4 separate regions of the Homo sapiens genome follow, and all the other regions are linked to region 1. The links are chromatin loops, found by intact Hi-C in ENCODE. Cell type or tissue: MCF 10A. All regions are shown on one strand. Region 1 overlaps FNDC3B (fibronectin type III domain containing 3B). Region 2 overlaps FNDC3B (fibronectin type III domain containing 3B). Region 3 overlaps FNDC3B (fibronectin type III domain containing 3B). Region 4 overlaps FNDC3B (fibronectin type III domain containing 3B).

Region 1 (5,000 bases):
GTCTTCTTCAAGCCTCAGTTTCCCCACTTGTAAAATCTAGTTACTATCTACCTGGCAGATGACAGGGATTCAATAAGTAGTAGCTGTTTCTTAATCATTGTAGAAAAAAAACCTGGAAAAAGGAGTTGATAAAGTACCCTGCATCATGCCAAATTAATCTTACAGACACATGTGATATTGAGGATACAGCTTTTTTTTAAACAAAGAACAGCACATTTTTATTTTTAAGTTTTATTTATTATTATTTTGAGACAGTCTCACTGTGTTGCCCAGGCTGGAGTGCCATGGCAACTGCTGCCTCCCGAGTTCAAGCGATTCTCATGCCTCAGCCTCCAGAGTAGCTGAGACTACAGGCACCCACCATTACCCCCGGCTAATTTTTGTATTTTTAGTAGAGACAGGGTGTTGGTCAGGCTGGTCTCTAACTCCTGATGTCAAGTGATCCATCTGCCTCAGCTTCCCAAAGTGCTGGGATTATAGGCGTGAGCCACCACACCCGGCCGAGGATACAGCTTTTGAACCTTCTATTCTTTGAAGAAAACAGTATTAAAACTTTTGGAGTAGTGGATATTCTTGCTCCTTATTTTGCATAGTAAGAGTCCTAAAGCCCAGGAAAACATATTTGCCATGTATCCTACGGGTTGTGTTGAGCAAGGGGAGCTTCACCTACAATGTGTACCCTTGGACCTTGAGTTCCCAGTGTTTGCTTAGGTCCCCTTGGAGGCTTCCTGTTATTGTATATTATTTTTCAATCAGCTTTGGATTCAGGCTTCAGGTAGGGCAGTGAGCAAAATGAGGCAATGGACACATTCACATCTTCTTCCAGGATCTTTCTAGTTTACTTGCTTATGTTTTTAATCCTGGGACATTTTCTTTGCATGTGTTATTACCACAAAGATAAATATTTGGCATTCGCACCCCATCGCTTCCCTTTTCCTGATTTGGAGAAAAGAGGGGGCTCAAAACACAAATACTGCTTACTTTTCAGTTTTGCCTGAGGCCAGCTGTGTTCTATGGCACACAGACTGGGGTCTCAAAGGTGTGTGTGGATGAACAGTTTGGGTATGGGGGCCTGGGAAGAGCTTGGAGATTGGGAATCTTGGGGGTGGGGCTGGGGAGTGGGGAGTTGGGAGTATGTGTGACCAGAAAATAGTAGCATGAGGAATAGGTGGTAGTACTCTTCTCATGTAGTCAAAGGTCACTTTTGAAGTTATTAGGTATTCCTGGCTAGAATCCTTAGTTGCGTGGAACTCCTCTGCAGCTTTTAGATTGTATCATTTTCCCCCTTAAAGATACCTGTTGGATAATCATAAATGTGGGCTCCAAGGGAGAAGTATTCATTTATACATGAAAACAAGCTACACAAAGTGTGGCCAGTGGAAAAAACTCTAGAAGTGAAATGGGATCTCCTCTCTGGTATGGTTTATATCTTGATTGTCTGAGGGTTGGATTTAACGCTTAAAAATGCTGCAAGTGTACTATTTTGTCTTTGGTCAGTTGGTACTCTTCTCCCAGGAGGAGCTTTTTTTTGGGAGACAGTCTTGCTCTGTTGTCCGGGCTGGAGTGCAGTTGGCACCGTCACGGTTTGCTACAGCCTCGACCTCCTGGGCTCACGCGATCCTCCTGCCTCACCCTCCTGAGTTGCTAGAACTACAGGAATGCACCACCATGTCCGGCTAATTTTTACAATTATTTTTGTAGATATGGAGTCTCACTATGTTGCTGGGGTTGGTCTGGAACTCCTGGTCTCAAGTGATTCTCCCCGTCTCAGCCTCCCAAAGCACTGGAATTACAGGCATGAGCCTCTGTACCTGGCCAGAAGCTTTTTTGATGGACTGATCCATTACCCTGATTGCTTATTTGAGTGACTGGTAATTTTTTTATTTGAGGCATAAATTAGACATTTGCCTCCAGGAGTAGTCTTAGATACTATTGGCACCTGGTTAATCAGCCACCCAAGGTTTAAATTGCAAAAGTAGCCTCCCTTTTCCTCTTTTAATGAGTATAAAACAGAGTTAGGTTTAGATTTATACCTGTAAAGGAAAGATATTACACCTTCTTTCAGTTCTCCTGTTAGACAAAGAATTCCCATGATGCTGTGTTTACTCAATTGTATTAATTGCAACTCTTGTTTTATTGTTTCTCTGGACTTTGGAAGAGTGGTCACTTATTTTTCATTAAACTTTGATAAACTGCCTTCTGTTTATTTCCAGCTTCTTGGTTCATGTAACACTAACGGTTTTGAAACAGATCTGATGAAGCAATAGTAGCTTAGAGGATGCTCCCATGATTTGATTAGCATGGTTCTTCTTAAGATCTCTGGAGAAAAAAAATATCTAGTTAAAATCTTTGTCTTTTTTTTCTTCCTCTGAAGACATGGTGCAGTATGAATCAGTTTAATGCTGACTTTGGAAAAGTAGGAAATGCTTAGTGAGTAGACAAAAAATGATGTGGTTTGGACAGCGATGTTCTGTATCGCATTTTATATTAAGGAGGACTTGTAGCAGTTATTATATTTCTGCTTTGTGGTTGGGGAGAGGGAGGGAGGGAGGGGGAGAGAGAGAAATTGCCCAACTTGTATGATAGGAAAGGTTAAGTGCCGGGAGTTGGCCAGGTTGTGACTCATGCTCCTCGGGGCTGCGTGATGCAAGACCTTTTGCCGCCAGCTCATTCATGTCTGCTGTCAGGACCGGTCATTGGGCTGGTGTGTGTCAAACTTATTTTTATCTCTGCTTTATTGACAATGAAAACAGCTAGGTGGTCAGCCTCCCTCAGTATAATAAAATGCTTTCTTTTAAAATACCTCAGTGCCAAGATGAATATGGTTTGTTTAAATAATGACTTCTGCTCTACTGAGAAAAATTGATATTGGGACACAGGAGACTTGCCTGGTTTCTGAGGTAACTTGGTAGATTATAATCTGGTTGCTATGGCTACTCAGCAGCAGTGAAAATTACATGAACTAAACATTTGAAGGGAGGTATTTTCGTCGGATGCTTAAAAGCCCGTTACCTATCATCTTTCTCCCTGAAGAAGTGGGATGGGGGTCAGGAATTGAACTCAGTAAGCAGGGGGGGAAGGTATAAGTGGACCTTAGAGGCTGGATGCCTCTGCGTCGTTCTTTGAAGTTTGGCCTGGTGTCAGTGACCACTGAGGAACTGTTACAGACACTTTTTGTGCAATATGATAAGCAGATAATGTGACGACAGTCCGGACATGTCCCAATTCAGAAATCCGTTTTCTTGCCTGGGACTTTCCGTAATACTGGTGAATTGTATTTTCTGAACCGGTATTCAGGGCACATTGTCTGACAATTATGAGCGTGGTAGAAGAGAGTATATGAATTTGGGATTGTCAGAGAAAATCTAGGACATAGAGTCTTGGCATCCATTGGTTCCCCCCTCCCCCAGCTAATTAATTCCATGGGCATATATTACAGTTCTATCCCTAGAGCTTTAAACACAAAGCAAATGGTTTTTGCTTTATTACAGTGATGCTAGAATTGGTCTAAGGACCTTTAAAAAGACATGGATAATTGTCTGTATTGAAGTGTGATTTTCTTCCATTGTAGTTTTTATATTGTATATTTATGTAAAAATAAATGATTTTCATGTTAAAGAAATGACTTTAAAAGCTCCTTTTCAAGAAAACAAATATTTGGCCCGGCGCAGTGGCTCACGCCTGTAATCCCAGCACTTTGGGAGGCCGAGACGGACGGATCACCTGAGGTCAGGAGTTCGAGACCAGCTTCAACATGGAGAAACCCCATCTCTACTAAAAATACAAAATTAGCCAGGCGTGGTGGTGCAGGCCTGTAATCCCAGCTACTGGGGAGGCTGAGGCAGGCGAATTGCTTGAACCTGGGAGGCGGAGGTTGCAGTGAGCTGAGATCGCGCCATTGCACTCCATCCTGGGCAACAAGAGCGAAACTCCGTCTCAAGAAAAAAAAAAAAAAACCAAATATTTTAATCATTCTAGAGATCTTGAAGGAATTTCCTTTTGAGTTTTTGAAACAGTACAGTGTGCTTACATTGGTGATAATTTAAATACTGAAAACTCAAAGATTATCTACAGTTATTATATAGGAAAAATAAATTGCCTTGAAATAACTGTCATAATTCAAGATAATGAGAAGCACCAAGGGTGAAGCTTAGTCTGAGTTTCCCTGAATGATCCTGTTTTTTCCAGGTAATGTATTTTCTGATTTAAAAAAATTTAGTATTCCAGCAGTATCATCTGGATGAATTATTAGAAGAGGCAAAATACATGGATATTAAAGATTGAGTATTTAAAGATGAAATGGTTTTGATTTCAAAAGTTTTACAAAACAAATTATAGTGTATACAGTAAATAAAGTTGACTTTTAAATTGCATCTTATGAAAGCTTAATTTCTAAGCTGAGATAATTATTTGCAATAGTTTTTTTTTTAATGTTTTATGACTTTCATTCATTCAGTGAAAGTAGTTATTGAGCACATAACTTATTCTATGCCAGGCATGGGGCTAGATAGCTGGATGTTATCCTTATCATGCCTAGATTAAAGAAGGAAAGGCAGACACTAACATAATTGCTTAGTTAATTGATTGCAGTTGTAAATTCTAGGAAGAAGTAGTAGAGCGGGTATTTTTGTTTGATTTAGAACACATAGTGGGGGACTTGACCTGTCCTGGGAGTCAAAACACTGTTATCACAAGCTGAGAAGGATGAATAGACGTTGGTTGAGGATGGAGGAAGGTAGGTGGTAAGCTAAGATGAAGGAGTACAGGAAGAGTATCACAGACAGAGGAAACAGTATGCTTGACAGTTTCAAGCCAGGGAGGAACAGGGCTTGTTCCGATAACTGTAGGATGAATGTGACACTGACATCCTGTCAATTTCTAGAAATTATATGGTGATTTTTAAAATAGTGTTAGCCTTGTACATGGTGGTTTTTAACTATAGTTTTTGTGGTGGTGGTGGTTGTTTTTGAGATGGAGTCTTGCTCTGTCACCTAGGCTGG
Region 2 (5,000 bases), 110 kb after region 1:
TCACACTGAGGCAAGAGGTGGGTTCCCATAGTCTTGGGCAGCTCTGCCCCTGTGGCTTTGCAGGGTACAGCCTCACTCCTGACTGCTTTCACAGGCTGGTATTGAGTGCAGATTTTCCAGGCATGTGATGCAAGCTGTTGGTGGATCTACCATTCTGGGATCTGGAGGATGGTAGCCCTCTAGGCAGTGCCCCAGTAGGGACTTTGTATGGTGGCTCTGACCCCACATTTCCCTTCTGCCCTACCCTAGCAGAGGTTCTCGATGACAGCCCCACTCTGCAGCAAACTTCTGCCTGGACATCCAGGCATTTCCATACAGCCTCTGAAGTCTAGGCGGAGGTTCCCAAACCTCAATTCTTGACTTCTGTGCACCCGCAGGCTCAACGCCACATGGAAGCTACCATAGCTTGGGACTTGCACCCTTTGAAGCCACAGCCTGAGCTGTACCTTGGCCCCTTTCAGTCATGACTGGAGTGGCTGGGATGCAGGGCACCAAGTCCTTAGATTGCACACAGCATGGGGACTCTGGGCCTGGCCCACACAACCATTTTATCCTCCTAGGCCTCAGGGCCTGTGATGAGAGGGGCTGCCATGAAGACCTCTGACATACCCTGGAGACATTTTCCCCATTGTCTTGCGGATTAACATTCAGCTCTTTGTTACTTAAGCAAATTTCTGCAGTGGGCTTGAATTTCTCCTCAGAAAATGGGATTTTCTTTTCTATTATATTGTCAGGCTGCAAATTTTCCAAAGTTTTATGCTCCGCTTCCCTTATAAAACTTAATGCCTTTAACAGCACCCAGGTCACCTCTTGAAGGCTCTGCTGCTTAGAGATTTCTTCTGCCGGATACCCTAAATCATCTCTTTCAAGTTCAAAGTCCCACAAATCTCTAGGGCAGAGACAGAATGCTGCCACTCCCTTTGCTAAAACATAAGAAGAACCACCTTTGCTCCACAAGTTCCTCATCTCTATCTGAGACCATCTCAGCCTGGGCCTTATTGTTCATATCATTATCAGCATTTTAGTCAAAGCCATTCAAGTCTCTAGGGAGTTCCAGACTTTCCCACATTTTCCTGCCTTCTTCTGAGCCCTCCAAATTGCTCCAACCTTTGCCTGTTACCCAGTTTCAAAGTTGCTTCCACATTTTCGGGTAACTTTTCAGCAATGTGCCACTCTTCTTGGACCAATTTACTGTATTAGTCTGTTTTCATGCTGCTGATAAAGACATACCTGAGACTGGGCAATTTACAAAGGAAAGAGGTTTAATTGGACTTACAGTTTCATGTGGGTGAGGAAGCCTCACAATCATGGTGGAAGGCAAGGAGGACCAAGTCACATCTTACATGGATGGCAGCAGGCAAAAAAAGAGGTTGTGCAGGGAGACTCCTGTTTTTAAAACCATCAGATCTCGTGACACTTAAATCACCATCATGAGAACAGCACGGGAAAGACTTGCCTTCATGATTCAATTACCTCCCACCCACTCCCTCCCACAACATGTGGGAAGTCAAGATGAGATTTGGGTGGGGATACAGCCAAACCATATCAGCCATCTTCCTTTGGTGTCTTCACGTGATGTTCCCTTTGTGCATGTGTCTTGTAAATCTCCTCTTATATAGATACTGTTGGATTAGAGTCTACCTATATGACCTCATTTCACCTTAATTGTCTACTTAAAATGCCCTGTTTCTAAATACAGTCACATTCTGAAGGTAGTGAGCATCAGAACGTCAACATTTGAATTTGGGGACACATAAGTCAGCCCATGATAGGTGACAGTCTGAGAACCCGGCATAATGATCTTTTCCAAGGCTCTATGCTTCTCTGGAGAGGATATGTGAGTGACAGTTCTGTTGGGTCATAGAGCTGGAAAAAATTTAGATGAAGAATATTTATTCTGATTTCTGAAATCACCACACTTCTGCTTTCTTAACAGCACTTACTAGGACTTAGTCTAATTTTTCTCTTTATATTCTTAGGCTGTGTGGATGAGTCTTACTGTTGAGCACTTATTTTTTCTCCCCTTTGAATATCCAGTCCTTAGCACATAGTATGTGTCAGGAAATAATAGTTGAATTGAATACAGGTGATTCATCTGCCTCTGGACATTCTCACAATTTCCTACACCACAAAAGGAAATGAATTTGTCTTTTCCTTAGTCGTCTACCAAGAATGAAGGCATATTTTTTTTGCCTCAGGTGTTTTGGACTGAATTCTGTCTGATGTCTAAATTCGACTACAGTAATATATTTATTTATGAGCCATCTTTATTAAAGAATGTTACTGCCACCGTTTCCTTAGTTGCCAATTATTTTGTGCATTGTTATTGCTCCTCAGATTTTCTTATTTTGGGGGAGACTTAGGCATAATTTCCTTAGATGTAGATCAAAGCTGAATTGGATAACTAAAATATGTTGCAATTTATGTTATAGAAAAATGGTAAAAATATTCACATATTTTTTATATTTCTACTATTTCAGAATTAATATTTCACCTTTTTTTTTTTTTTTTTTTTTTTTTGAGTCGGCGTCTCCGTCTGTCACCCAGGCTGGAGTGCAGTGGTGCGATCTTGGCTCACTGCAGCCTCCACCTCCTGGGTTCAAGCAATTCCCCTGCTTCAGCCTCCTGAGTAGCTGGGACTACAGGTCCACGCTGCCACACCCTGCTAATTTTTTGTATTTTTAGCAGAGATGGGGTTTCACCATGTTGGCCAGACTGGTCTTGAACTTCTGACCTCAGACAGTCCACCTGCCTCGGCCTCCCAAAGTACTGGGATTACAGGCGTGAGCCACTGCGCCTGGCCAATATTTCACTTTTTTAAAATAAATCTTTTTAATGATAAGACAGGCTTGGGTTTGTCAAGAACAGGTTTCTAAAAGGGTTTCATTATGCATGCACATGTAAATAAAAACCTTTTACAAATCCCACAGAATAAGATACTTTAAAATGGAGCTGTCAAGCAATTTTTATATGTACAGGCAATTTGTGGTTTCAAAAAGCTACTTCAAAAAAAACTTCAAAAAGTTAGTGCTTTTTGATAATTTTTTTTTAAAACCACTTTGTTAACAGGTCCAAAGTTATATGATAAAATGATCAAATAAATTTTTTCGTTATAAATAGTCTTGTTTAAAAGTCCAAAGCGTGCCTCTTAATATTTAGTGAGAGCCCTGTTCTTGTTCTACTTCATCAGTTGTCTATGTTGCTGGTTGACTTTTGGAAGTTTTACACTGAATGAAAGAATAAAGATTGTAAACCTCTAGAAAACAAGTACTTTACTTCTGTGGTCCTTCCAGGATTGAATGAAGGTTCCATGAAAGAGAAACATCTGGAATATGCCTTTTTTTTTTCTTAATAGCTAGTAGAGGGTGAGGAGGGAAATAAGACACTGTAGGATAATGCATGTTTGTGTCAGATCGTAGGAAAAAAATCATGATGTATTTATACTACATGTGCTATTTATATACATGTGCTACCAAACAGCATGCAGCTCTATGTTTTAGACAAAATAGAAGAAGCTTTGATGATAATTATCAATACATGCATGAGAATTTCCAATGTCATGGTTTAAGCACCCACTTCACATACACTTGTAAATTAGCTTCCATGCATTCATAAATGGGGTTAGTGTGATTAGCTTGCCAAGGCCCAGAAGAGATTATATTTATTAAAGATCACATGAAAAGCTGTGTCCTAGGCATCTCACTAGGAATCTTAATTTTAAATAGGTAATATTATCTTATTTATGAACTATTAACACAGTAGAAACATTTATTTTGATAGATTTATTAATGAATGTAAAGATTTCTGTTTTTTTAACATAAGGATTAATGGCCGTTCATTCAATCTAAACCTATTTTGTACACTGAAATATAACATAAACATTGATAGACTTGCCAATCTGTCTTAAGCACTACTTTTAAAATATGAAGCTAAGTATAGTTTTTTGTTGTTATTAAGATGTTTTAGACATGATTAAGTCATTTTATTTTGTCCTATAATTAACCTCCTGAGGTATAATGAGAAATCCATTTCAATATAGAAGGTCAGTTTTGTGCGGTTTTTAGATTTTTTTTTTTTTGTAAAACAAAACTTCCTGTCAGAGTGTGTGCCCGATCGTGCATTTGATTAGATCAGCTGGCATGGCTTCTTGGCAGCCTGGCCCTCACTGCCAGGTTTACTCCGTGTCCACTTCCTTGCAGGGCCCTGACCTAGAGGCCATCTCTCAGCTGTCCCAGCCCTGCCAATTGTTTGAGGTCCCTGAAGCCTTTCCTGATTCTCCCATCTCACGTTATCATTCTCTGTACCCTACAACTTTACCTTTTCATCATGGTATCTGTTGTGTTAGTTATTTCTTTCATTGTGTTTCACCAAAGTTGTTTGCTCATAGGAGCTGGTAGTGTGACGCTGGCCACAGAGGCAATAAATATTGGCATTGTGCTGCCTTCGTTGCTCTACTTGGATGAATTAGAAAACATTCAGAGGAGCTGGGCACGGTCGTGCATGCCTGTAGTCCCAGCTACTTTGGAGGCTGAGGCAGGAAGATGACTTGAGGCCAGTTCAAGGCTGTAGTGTATGATGATCACACCTGCGTGTAGCCACTGCACTTCAGCCTGGGCAACAGAGTGAAATCCCATTTCTAAAAATAAATAATGAACAAAGAATTGGAAAAAGAATGGATAGAGTGTTGATTGGCTTGCTTTTCTCATAGCAGGTTGCTTTTCCAAGCATCTTCTTTCACAACACTCATCATGAGGACATCTTGGGAGCAAAAGTGTCCATACTGATTTGGGGTTACTTAAGTTTTTCTTTGGTCAGAATCCCTCATTTCATCCATATCCTCAGTCCTAGATTAAGTAATCTTAGGGCACACTTACGGCTTCTGACGTTAATGCCACCTTTGTTTCCTAAAGCCCTGATGATGATGGAACTGTGCATGTTAAAGCAGGAAAGGGGAAGAATGTTGTCAGCATATCTAGAAGCCTAGCCCTGGAAAAGTACTT
Region 3 (5,000 bases), 180 kb after region 1:
CTCATTGCCATTATGTGGAAAAAAAAAAAATTGCAGTATTCTTTTAAAATGTAGCATCATTAGCAGAGATTTTTCTTTTCTATAAAAGTTATTGGTAAAAATGTTGCTAGTCACTATAACAGTAAGTTGCTGTCCATTTACTGAACTACTATAATTGACAGATGTAATCAAGGGATACTTAAGTGTGGTGCCAATTTTTGTACTATATGCAGCATACTTACATTGCCATGCAAAATGGCTGACAAAATATTATGTGTGAAAAGCATTGACCCTTAGCATAACATTGTTTAAGATTAAAGGCAAGAAAAATAGCCAACTCCATCTGGCCCATACAACTGTCTGTTTTCAACAACCTCAAATTTCTAACCTGCATCAGGTTCTTTTACTTTTATCCTCACTGCCATCCTCCCAGCCTGGCCACCAGGAGTCTCCATCACTTACGACTCTCCAGCCTAGGAAGTATGGATTGCTGCCTCCAAGAATCCCACTAAAAATGAACAAAGAATTTACTGAGACCAAATTTACCTTTCCCCAGACAACTGACTGCATCCTGCTAGTACTTTGCAGGCTGTTTCCCTGCCTTCCTCCCTCTGCTCTATTATCCAGATGGATTTTTGGCGGTGGCTGTTTTTGGGAACATATAGGACCTGATCTGCCTGGGTATACTTCTGCATTTGTAGGCAAATGCCCAGTCATTGCAAACTGACATACTTACTGGGTGGAGGCAGAGAACCTAAACAGCTAAACTGGGTTGGGTAAGGGTCAGCTGAAAAGCAGTCTCAGTGCTGTGGAGACAGTAGGAATGATGGGGACTCTAGCGAACTCTGCAGCACCTGCTCCATCTAAAGCGGGGAGCTGCCCACAGATTTAGCTCATTACTACAGGGCAGGAAAGAGGGCCGAGTGAGGCCAGGTGCAGTGGCTCACGCCTGTAATCCCAGCACTTTGGGAGGCCAAGGTGGGTGGATCACCTGAGGTCAGGTGTTCAAGACCAGCCTGGCCAACGTGGTGAAACCCCCATCTCTACAAAAATACAAAAATCAGTCAGGCATGATGGCAAGTGCCTGTAATCCCAGCCACTCAGGGGGCCGAGGCAGGAGACTCACTTGAACCTGGGAGGCAGAGGTTGCAGTAAGCTGAGATCATGCCATTGCACCCCAGCCTAGGCGACAGAGCGAGACTTCATCTGAAAAAAAAAAAAAAAAAGCCAAGTGTTGCTAAAACCTTGAGTTTTTAAGAGAAGCCAGAAGTTTGGTTTTTAAAATGAGAGCGCTCCAGATATTTTTCAGTGAAGGCTTAATTTTTACTTTTTTATTTCAGAAAATGTTAGATATAGTCAGAAGTAGATAGTAGTTTAGATAGTAGTAGTTTAATGAACTCTCATCACTCAACTTCTGTTACCTCATTGTCCTCACTTACCTCTCCCCTGCCCTGATGATTTTGAAGTAAGGTTCAGACATCATATTATTTCACCTATAAACTATATTACCATCATCACACACACCTGAAATGTCTTCACAATCCCGGGACTGTTCCCATTTCCTCAGTTCTAAGAATGAAGATTTTGTTTCTTTAGTTTGTTGTAATTGGAATTCAAATGTGTGAATATGTGGTTTGGTTGATATGTCTTAAATATATTTTAATCCATTCATTTTTCCCTTTATCTTTTTCTCTTTCTTGCAACTTGTTTGTTAGATTAATTTGTTTGTCCTGTAGAGTCTTCCACAAGTATGAGTTTGGCTGACTGCATCCGTGTTGTGTTGCTTAATATTGTTCTCCTGTCCTCTATATTTCCCATAAAGCAATGAAGAGGTTTAATCAGATACAGGTTCAGTTTTTCTGCCAAGACAGTTTTGTAGGTAGTGACATAGTCCTTTATTAGGAATGCATGGTGTCTGGTTGTCTCTTTTTGTGATGGTCATTGCCTGTATCTTTTAATTCATAGGTGGCTCTAATACTTCAAAACATTATGTTTTTGCACACTGCCACCACACATACACATGTGTCTTGGGTCAGATGCAACCCATGAGTCACCTGTTGGAGAATTCTGTGTATCAAAGTTCAGGCTTGAGCCCTGCCCATGTCTGGAACATGTTGTGATTCATTTAAAGTAACTTACTCCCAGTGAGCCCATCCTGACACAGGGAAATGATCTTACCAGATCTACCATTTAGTTTTATATTATCACGTGCCTACTTACAGTGCGTGCAAAAAGGACCTTTTCCTTCATCAGGGGTTGGGTGGAGAGCATCCCAATGATAAGCATTATTTGTTTGGATCAAATTTCATGCTGTCCTCCCATAAGGCAAATAGATCAAATATGTAATATGTATGTATTTTTATCTTTTGAGGTACAAAGTAGACATATCTATTAGTGCCTTTGACGTATGGCCTCTATGAATTTTTCATGATGGACTTTGTGGAGAAATGACTTTGCAAATCACACACACACTTGGGACCTATCTTCCATAATGTTGTTATCTTTACCTGTTGTTTGTGTTCATTGGGTAGGGCTAAGGGAAGTGGATTGTGGTGTTTAGAGGAACATGATTGCAGGATGAACAAGGGGAATAGGCAATACCGTATATACTGGTTAGACTTCCAGGGATAAATACCATTGATCCAAATTTCTAACTGTGTGGCCTTGGGAAATGTACTTCATCTCTGTGTTTCCTTCTGTCTGCAATGGGTAATAAGATTTCCCTACCTCAGAGAGGGTGGCTATAAGAATTAAGGGCTCAATATCTATTTGCCAACTCTGTGAATAGTTTAATCCTTGCATCTGTTTTAGGCAGCAAAGTGTTCTTTGTTGTTGTTGTTTTTTAAGAGTACATTTTCAATTTTGAAAAAATAAATTCCCAGTATAAAAAATGGAATAGTAGGAAGATGATAAAAATCAGCATAGCCCTATTTTATGCTATTTGAAGAGTGTGGCATTAATAGTATGTTCTATGCTTTTTCTTCATGGCTTCTCTGGAGAAATCAAGCACATATGTTGCAGTGTTGAGCCAAACATTTTAGTGTACAGACCGAACATCTTTAATCTTGGCTTCATGTATAAGAGTTAAATATTCACGTGGATTAAACTGTACCTGAACATTGTTTTTGTGGAATTAGAGAAAGTCACACTTGTTAGCTTCTCTGTGAAACATCCCTAGTTTTACATAAATGTGTACAGTATTAAATGTAGTTCAAAGATGGTATCTACCCTGTTTGTACTTTTATGCTTTCTCTCCAGTCTGTGACCTCTTATTACTGTTTCTTTTGCCTTTTTATCCAGCTCTTAACTCTTAGCCTTTTTCCAGATAAAGTCAACCAGAGAGTAGCTCATGGGGTTTTAGAACATATATTTGGAGATCGTTCTGGGGTTAAGGTTTATTTTCTTACTTAGAATAATCTCTTCTAGTCAGTAGATCCTGCCTATCTTGAAATGGAGCTGGGTGGCACACACTGAGACAAATACCTGTTGGGATGACTGTCCCCTGTTAATGCTAACCATAGGTCAGGACAAGACCAACAGATAAGAGCAAGAGCATGATACTCACTCCGTAAGAAATTCTGTTCATCTACAGAAAGCCTTAGGGTGAAACAAAGATAAGAATCCTGGTCTTCTATGATGAGTCACTGCCACTGACTGTGTCTGTTTTGTTTTCAGGGTGTATGCCATGTACAATTCCGTAAAGGGATCCTGCTCCGAGCCTGTTAGCTTCACCACCCACAGCTGTGCACCCGAGTGTCCTTTCCCCCCTAAGCTGGCACATAGGAGCAAAAGTTCACTAACCCTGCAGTGGAAGGTGGGTAGCTCAAAGCATCAAGAATCGTCTCAATTTAAAAATTAGCCAGGTGTGGTGGCAACGTGTTCCTAGTCCCAGCTACCTGGGAGGCTGAGGAGGGGGGATCACTTGAACCCAGGAGTTTCAAGGCTGCAGTGAGCCATGATCACGCCACTGCACTCCACCCTGGGCAACAGAGAAAGAGTCTCGAGTTAATATAAGGTCAGTCTATAGCCATTTGAAATATTTTTTAGCACGACTCCAGTCTTGTGATATGTTTGGTTTTCTGCATAGTAAGTATGTGCAACCAACTGTTATATCAAAAGTTGTCATTTCTGTAAGAGTTGGGCAAAGGGGTGGGAGGAGGGAACTGCAAAATCTAGCTTTAGCTTTTTTTTGCAGCAGTATTTTCTAAATGTCTTCAGGTCATAAGCAACACGTATAAGTGATATAGGTACTTAAAATACCTACATCTTATCACTTTCTAATAGTCTAGCTCATTTCAACAAACATTTGAGGACTTTAGCAAAAAGTTTTTATCAAGAAAGATTCAGAGATAAAGTAGTTTTATGGCCCTTTTGGCACATTTCAGTGGTGATACTGAAATGTTTAATACATAAAACAACCTAGAACATTTAGTGATCTAAACTATGTTAGTACTTCATTAAGTTTCACTACTTAGGCCATACACCAGTCAGGATTACTAATTATTTAAGAAAAAAAGACTGAATTATATATTTTCATGAAACACAATTCACTGGCTAAAATTAGCTGTTACCAAAGAGAGATCATATTGCCCCTTCCTCAAGAGGCATCACTAGCTTGTTAATCATAGTTGTGTGTTTGTGAGAAAACAGTAGATTGTTATCAATCTCTATAGCAGTTATTTCTCTACATCAATATTTTAAAATATAATTTAAAATGTAAAATAGATGGAGGTAGAGATAAAGATTTAGGGTTTGGGGGGAGAATAGTAATGTGTGAAAGAAAGAAAATGGCTAGGAAGATCCATTATTAGTGAAGAAATATTTTATCTTTTCATTTCTGGCCCAGAGAGTCAGGTTGGTCTAGGGAGCTGATGAAAGCAATTGAGAGTAGTGGTTAGCAGCAAAGCATGGGCCTCAGTTGATCCCTCTTAGGTGGGCAGCTGCATTCTCATAGCCAGTGGCCAGCATTGAGTGTGTTACTTGGACAGAAGCAAAGTTTAAACTGGCTTAGAATCTGAACT
Region 4 (5,000 bases), 92 kb after region 1:
TGTAGCTTGTTAGTAACCCCAGTTTTACTACCTTATCTTTCTTTGGTTATTTGCATAATTTTTCAATTCTTTTTTTGTTAAGGTGAAATGCATAAAACATAAAATTAACTCATTAAGTAAATACACCTATTCACAATGTTATGCAACCACTACCTCTGTTTCCAAAACGTTTTTCATCACCCCAAAAAGCTGTACCCATTGAGCGGATGCTCCTCAGTCCTGCAAACCTTCCACCCACCCTCCTGCCTCAGCCTTTGGCAACCACCAATCTGAGTTCTGTTTCTGTAGATTTATTTATTCTGAATATTTCGTGTAAGTGGAATCACACAATATGGGTGATCTTTTGGGTCTGATCCTAATGCTTTCAAGCTTTATCAGCATTGTAGCTTGTATTAGTGCTTCATTCCTTTTTATGGTGGAGTAGTATTCTATGGTTTGTACACATTTTATCCATCCTTCTCCTGATGGACATTTCAGCTCTTTCTATCTTTTGAGTATTGTGAACATGAACACATGTACAGGCTGCTGTGAACATGCCTGTAGATGTGTTTGTTTATGTGTTTGCAATTCTCTTGGATATATTACTTTCAATGGCAAAAAACACAGTTACTTTTGCACCAACCTAATACAAGTAAAAGTGGAATTGGTGGGTCATAAGGTAATTTTACATTTAACTTTGAGGAAGTGGTACAGTTTTCCACAGTTTCTGTTTACTTCCTACCAGCAGTGTACAAGTTTCCAATTTCTCCACAACTTTGTCAACACTTGTTATTTTCTGTGTGTGTGTGTGTGTGTCTTTTAATAGCCATCCTAGTGTGTGTGAAGTGGTATCTCATCATGGTTTTGATTTGTATTTTCCTCATGACTGATGATGTTGAGCATCTTCTTATGTGTGTGCATGTGTTTGTGTGTTGGCTATTTACATATTATCTTTGGAGAAATGTCTATTCAATTCCTTTAGCCATTTTTAAGTAGGGTTGTTTGTCTTTTTGTTGAGTTGTGAGAGTTCTTCATATATTCTGGATACAAGTCCCTTATCAAATATGATTTGTAAATATTTTTCCCATTCTATAGGATGTGTTTTCATTTTCCTAGTTATGTCTTTTGATGCACAAAAGTTTCTAATTTTGATGAAGTTCATTTTATCTGTCTTTTGTTGCTTGTACTTTTGGTGTCTATAGATCTGTTGCCAAATGCAGTGTCATGAAGATTTACTTCTGTTTTCTTCTAAGAGTTTTATTTTTTTTAAGCTTCTATAAGTAGGTCTATGATCCATTTTGAGTTGATTTTTGTATATGATATGAGATAGGGGTCCAAGTTCATTCTTTTTGTCTATTTGGAGTCCCTGGAATTTTGATAGGATTACATTGACTCTAGATCACTTTGAGTATTATTGCTAGCTTAATAATAAATCTTCCATGGCTGGGTGTGGTGGCTCATGCCTGTAATCCCAGTACTTTGGAGGCCGAGGAATATCACTTGAGCCCCAGGAGTTTGAGATCAGCCTGGGCAATATAGTGAGACTCTGGCTCTATTAAAAAAAAATAAATAAATCTTCTTTTTCATGCTACTATTTAGCAGTGTTTTGTAGTTTCAGTATATAGACCATTCACTCCATTGATTAAATTTATCACCAGGTATTTTATTCTTTTGGATGCTGTTATGATTGGAATTGTTTTCTTAATTTTCTGATTGTTCATTCCTGGTGTGTAGAAACACAATTGGCTTTTTTTGTGCAGATATTATACCTTGCAGGTTTACTGAATTAGTGTGCTAGCTCTAGTAATTTTTTTTGTGGGATCTTTGAGATTTTCTATACGTTGGGATATGTCATATGTGAGTAGATAAGTTTTACTTCTTCCAATTTGGATGCCTTTCTTTTTCTTGCCTAATTGTTCTGGCTAGAACTTCCAGTACAATGTTGAATCTCAGTGATGAAAGTGGACATCCTTGTCTAGTTCCTGATGTTGGTGGAAAGTCTGGTTCTTATAGTCTTCTGTCTCATGAAGTCAGAGCTTATCAAAGCATGGTCCCTAGACAGCAGCATCCATACCACCTGGGACCTTGTTAGAAATACTCATTCTTGGAGGTTCCCTCTGAACTTTCTGATTCTGACACTGTGCGAAGTGGGGCCTAGCAATTTGTATTTTAAGAAACGCTCTAGATGATGTGGATGCACACTGAAGTTGAAGAACCACTGCAGCAGAGTTCGAATTTCTTTAAAGTTAGCATCTGTGCTTTATTTTCTTTGTCTTCCTTTTAGTTCCCTTGTGGGATTAATCAGTGTTGAATAATTTAAAAAAAAAAAAGAATGTCAAGGCTAACCAAAGTGCCTACATTATCTCTTAGCTTGTGTAAGAGTCTTGAGTCACCATGAATGATTGCAGATTCATCATTAGACATTTATGAGATTCATCAGAAGACCTCACATTTTGTATGCAGTCTTAGACCCATTGCAAACAGCTTAAATGTACTTGTATTTAGACCATTTGTTCTGATAATTACTTTCACCATTATTATCTGTTTACCTACTAGCTGTGGCCTTATGGCTACTTCTGCCAGCAAGAATTTCTGTTCCTCAGCTATTTAAAAAGACTGAAGGGTCACTTTTATAGGATAAATTAGATTTTATCACATCATTATTTCATCTTTGCCTTATTTTCATCTTGCTATGTTGTGATGTCAACTCCTTTACATCCTTTTTGAGCAAGATGATATTTAAATCAATTAGGAAAAAATGTGATCTATTGCAGCTAATGGCTATTGTTGAAAAATAGCCGTTTAGACACACAAGTACCAGTTTATAGACAAGCACAATAATTCTATGAATTCATTATCAGATTATAGACAAGCACATGAATACTCAGATGATAAAAATACCATTTAAAAGTGCCTGAAATTATAGTATAATTGATTAGTTTATAGCTGATCTTTTTCTAAGACTTGTTTAAATGATGATTTGTACCCTGGATTCCCAGTTTCCACCATTTCAGACTTCCAAACTTTATTTGTAATTCACCTAATCAGTCTGGTTCTGTCTGCTCCCAGAATGGGTGAATGTTGTGAAGATAGCATCTGAGATGTGTGAGCTCTAGGTCAGCAGTTCCCAACCTTTTTGGCACCAGGGACCGTTTTTGTGGAAGACAATTTTTCCACGGATTGGGGGTGAGGGGGGCTGTTTCAGAATGAAACTGTTCCACCTCAGATCATCAGGCATTAGTTAGATTCTCATAAGGAGCACACAGCCTAGATCCCTCTTCACGATAGGGTTCGCTGCTGATTAGGAATCTAATGCCGCTGCCGATCTGACAGGAGGCAGAGCTCAGGCAGTAATGCTCGCTTGCCCACTGTTCATCTCCTGCTGTGCAGCCCATTTCCTAACTGGCCACAAACCAATAGTGGTCCGTGGCCTGGGGATTGGGCGCCCCTGCTCTTGGGGATCCCTGGTAGCAGGGAAGAAACAGAGGATGAGGCAGAATGATCTTGCAGCCTTGGTGGAGGCTCAGGAGCTCTCCAAGAGCTTGTGTGGTCCTAAGAATACAATGTTGCTGGTCTTTCCTTTTGTCTCTTTGATGTGTGAATACTGTCATACAATCATTGCATTAATTACCATTGATTGAATAATAAAGCGGCTCTCCAACCTTTCTGGTTCAAGGTTTAAGTAAATGAAAATTCAATTCATTAACAATTGCTAGCAGACTTTTAGGAACTTTACGAAGAGAAATTAGTGTTTTAATTAGGGAAAGATTACAATAATATTGGGCATTCTCAAACACAGTTCAGCAGAGATAGTAAACTCACAGATTGGGAAATAAATGTTTAGGAAGACAATAACTTCTTTTCGTACCACTATGGTGAATGAGATTTTATTTTGCTAGCTTTTAAACTCCAAATTGCCTATAGATGCAATGGTTTATTTCAGAAAGGAGAGGAACTTGGGGTTCTAAGGCAAGGTGGAGTTTTGGAAACTATTAGTGCATATTTTTAAATGTCCTTTGAAATAGTTTTGATGACAGTGACAAAAGGGGGAACAAGCATGTTAAAGTCATTTGGCTACTCTTGAAATCAAGACTGTGAAGAAAACCTTTTCTAGCTGTAAATCACATGCTTGTCCTACATTCTTTAAAGCATTTTACACAAATGACTTTAACAGTTTTAGGGGTCATGCCTGGGGTTAAGAGACTATTTGCATGGTATACGTTTTGGTGATTAAAAAGCAATACTTTATTGAGATGGTAGCACCTCTGTTCACACTCTGTACTGTGAAACATTTTATTTTTACCTAATGAGGAAGGATTGTTCCCTAAGTCAATGTTGTACCAAGTGTATACTTGTTGATTTTATGTTGCATGGGTGTGGAATATTAAAAAGCTTTACTACTTGTAATAGTAACAAAAAAAAATTTAAAAAGCAACCAAAACTATCTATAAAATTATAAAAAGCATTGTAAAGAATAATGATAACTAGTAACATTTTGATGAGTGATTATTGTGCCATGCACTGCTCTAAGCGCTTTTGCGTGTAATGAATTTCATCTTTAAACCTGACCATATGAAGTAAGAATTGTTATTCTCACTTATGACTATTAGGAAGTAAGGTTCAGAAAGGCTAAGTGAATTGTTCAAGGTCACGCAACCAGTGTGAATAGTGAGCTGGGGAATAAAACCAGGCAGATCACACTCTTAACATCTGCTCCATTGAGCTGTGTACATCAGCCCTTGAATTTCACAGATACTGCTCAGGATGGGGCAGACATCATTGTTTATGATTTATTTTTAATGAGTCAATTCAAATACAAATATTAAGTAAATACACAACTCTCTCGTTGGCTGTGTCAAAAATGCTGAGGCTGACAAGAAAAATGGATTTGGAAACCAAAGCCTTCAGCGATTGGTGGATGTATTCGTTTAAATTATACTTAAGAATTAAATGGGGTCATGCAATGATCGATTTTTATGCCATTCTCTTCTTTTGCTTTAAATTATTGCCAATGTGTTAGC

What was found. Peaks named below come from ENCODE experiments on the same cell type or tissue, not always from the same donor. Only the 100,000 strongest peaks of a DNase experiment are listed, where the experiment ranks them.
Region 2: it touches region 1 in a loop (10-fold over the local background); 3 of 110 quality-filtered maps call a loop at or near these places.
Region 3: it touches region 1 in a loop (2.0-fold over the local background); 8 of 110 quality-filtered maps call a loop at or near these places.
Region 4: it touches region 1 in a loop (2.7-fold over the local background); 3 of 110 quality-filtered maps call a loop at or near these places.

What each region holds. Positions count from the first base shown.
Region 1 is chr3:172,127,456-172,132,455 of GRCh38, forward strand. The region is part of intron 2 of FNDC3B (fibronectin type III domain containing 3B); the gene reads left to right. Among named protein-coding and RNA genes, the nearest start is that of FNDC3B, 90 kb to the left of the region's middle. In MCF 10A, no CTCF peak of the experiment used is centred here; DNase peaks (open chromatin) are centred at 2,636 and 3,126.
Region 2 is chr3:172,242,123-172,247,122 of GRCh38, forward strand. The region is part of intron 4 of FNDC3B (fibronectin type III domain containing 3B); the gene reads left to right. Among named protein-coding and RNA genes, the nearest start is that of GHSR, 200 kb to the right of the region's middle. In MCF 10A, no CTCF peak of the experiment used is centred here; a DNase peak (open chromatin) is centred at 2,149.
Region 3 is chr3:172,303,709-172,308,708 of GRCh38, forward strand. FNDC3B (fibronectin type III domain containing 3B) reads left to right here. Exons shown (of 26, transcript NM_022763.4): 10 at 3,655-3,793. Among named protein-coding and RNA genes, the nearest start is that of GHSR, 140 kb to the right of the region's middle. RefSeq lists an enhancer at 1,871-2,165. In MCF 10A, no CTCF peak of the experiment used is centred here; a DNase peak (open chromatin) is centred at 2,043.
Region 4 is chr3:172,219,392-172,224,391 of GRCh38, forward strand. All of the region lies in intron 3 of FNDC3B (fibronectin type III domain containing 3B), which reads left to right. Among named protein-coding and RNA genes, the nearest start is that of FNDC3B, 180 kb to the left of the region's middle. RefSeq lists an enhancer at 3,382-3,885 and a silencer at 4,428-4,722. In MCF 10A, no CTCF peak of the experiment used is centred here; no DNase peak of the experiment used is centred here.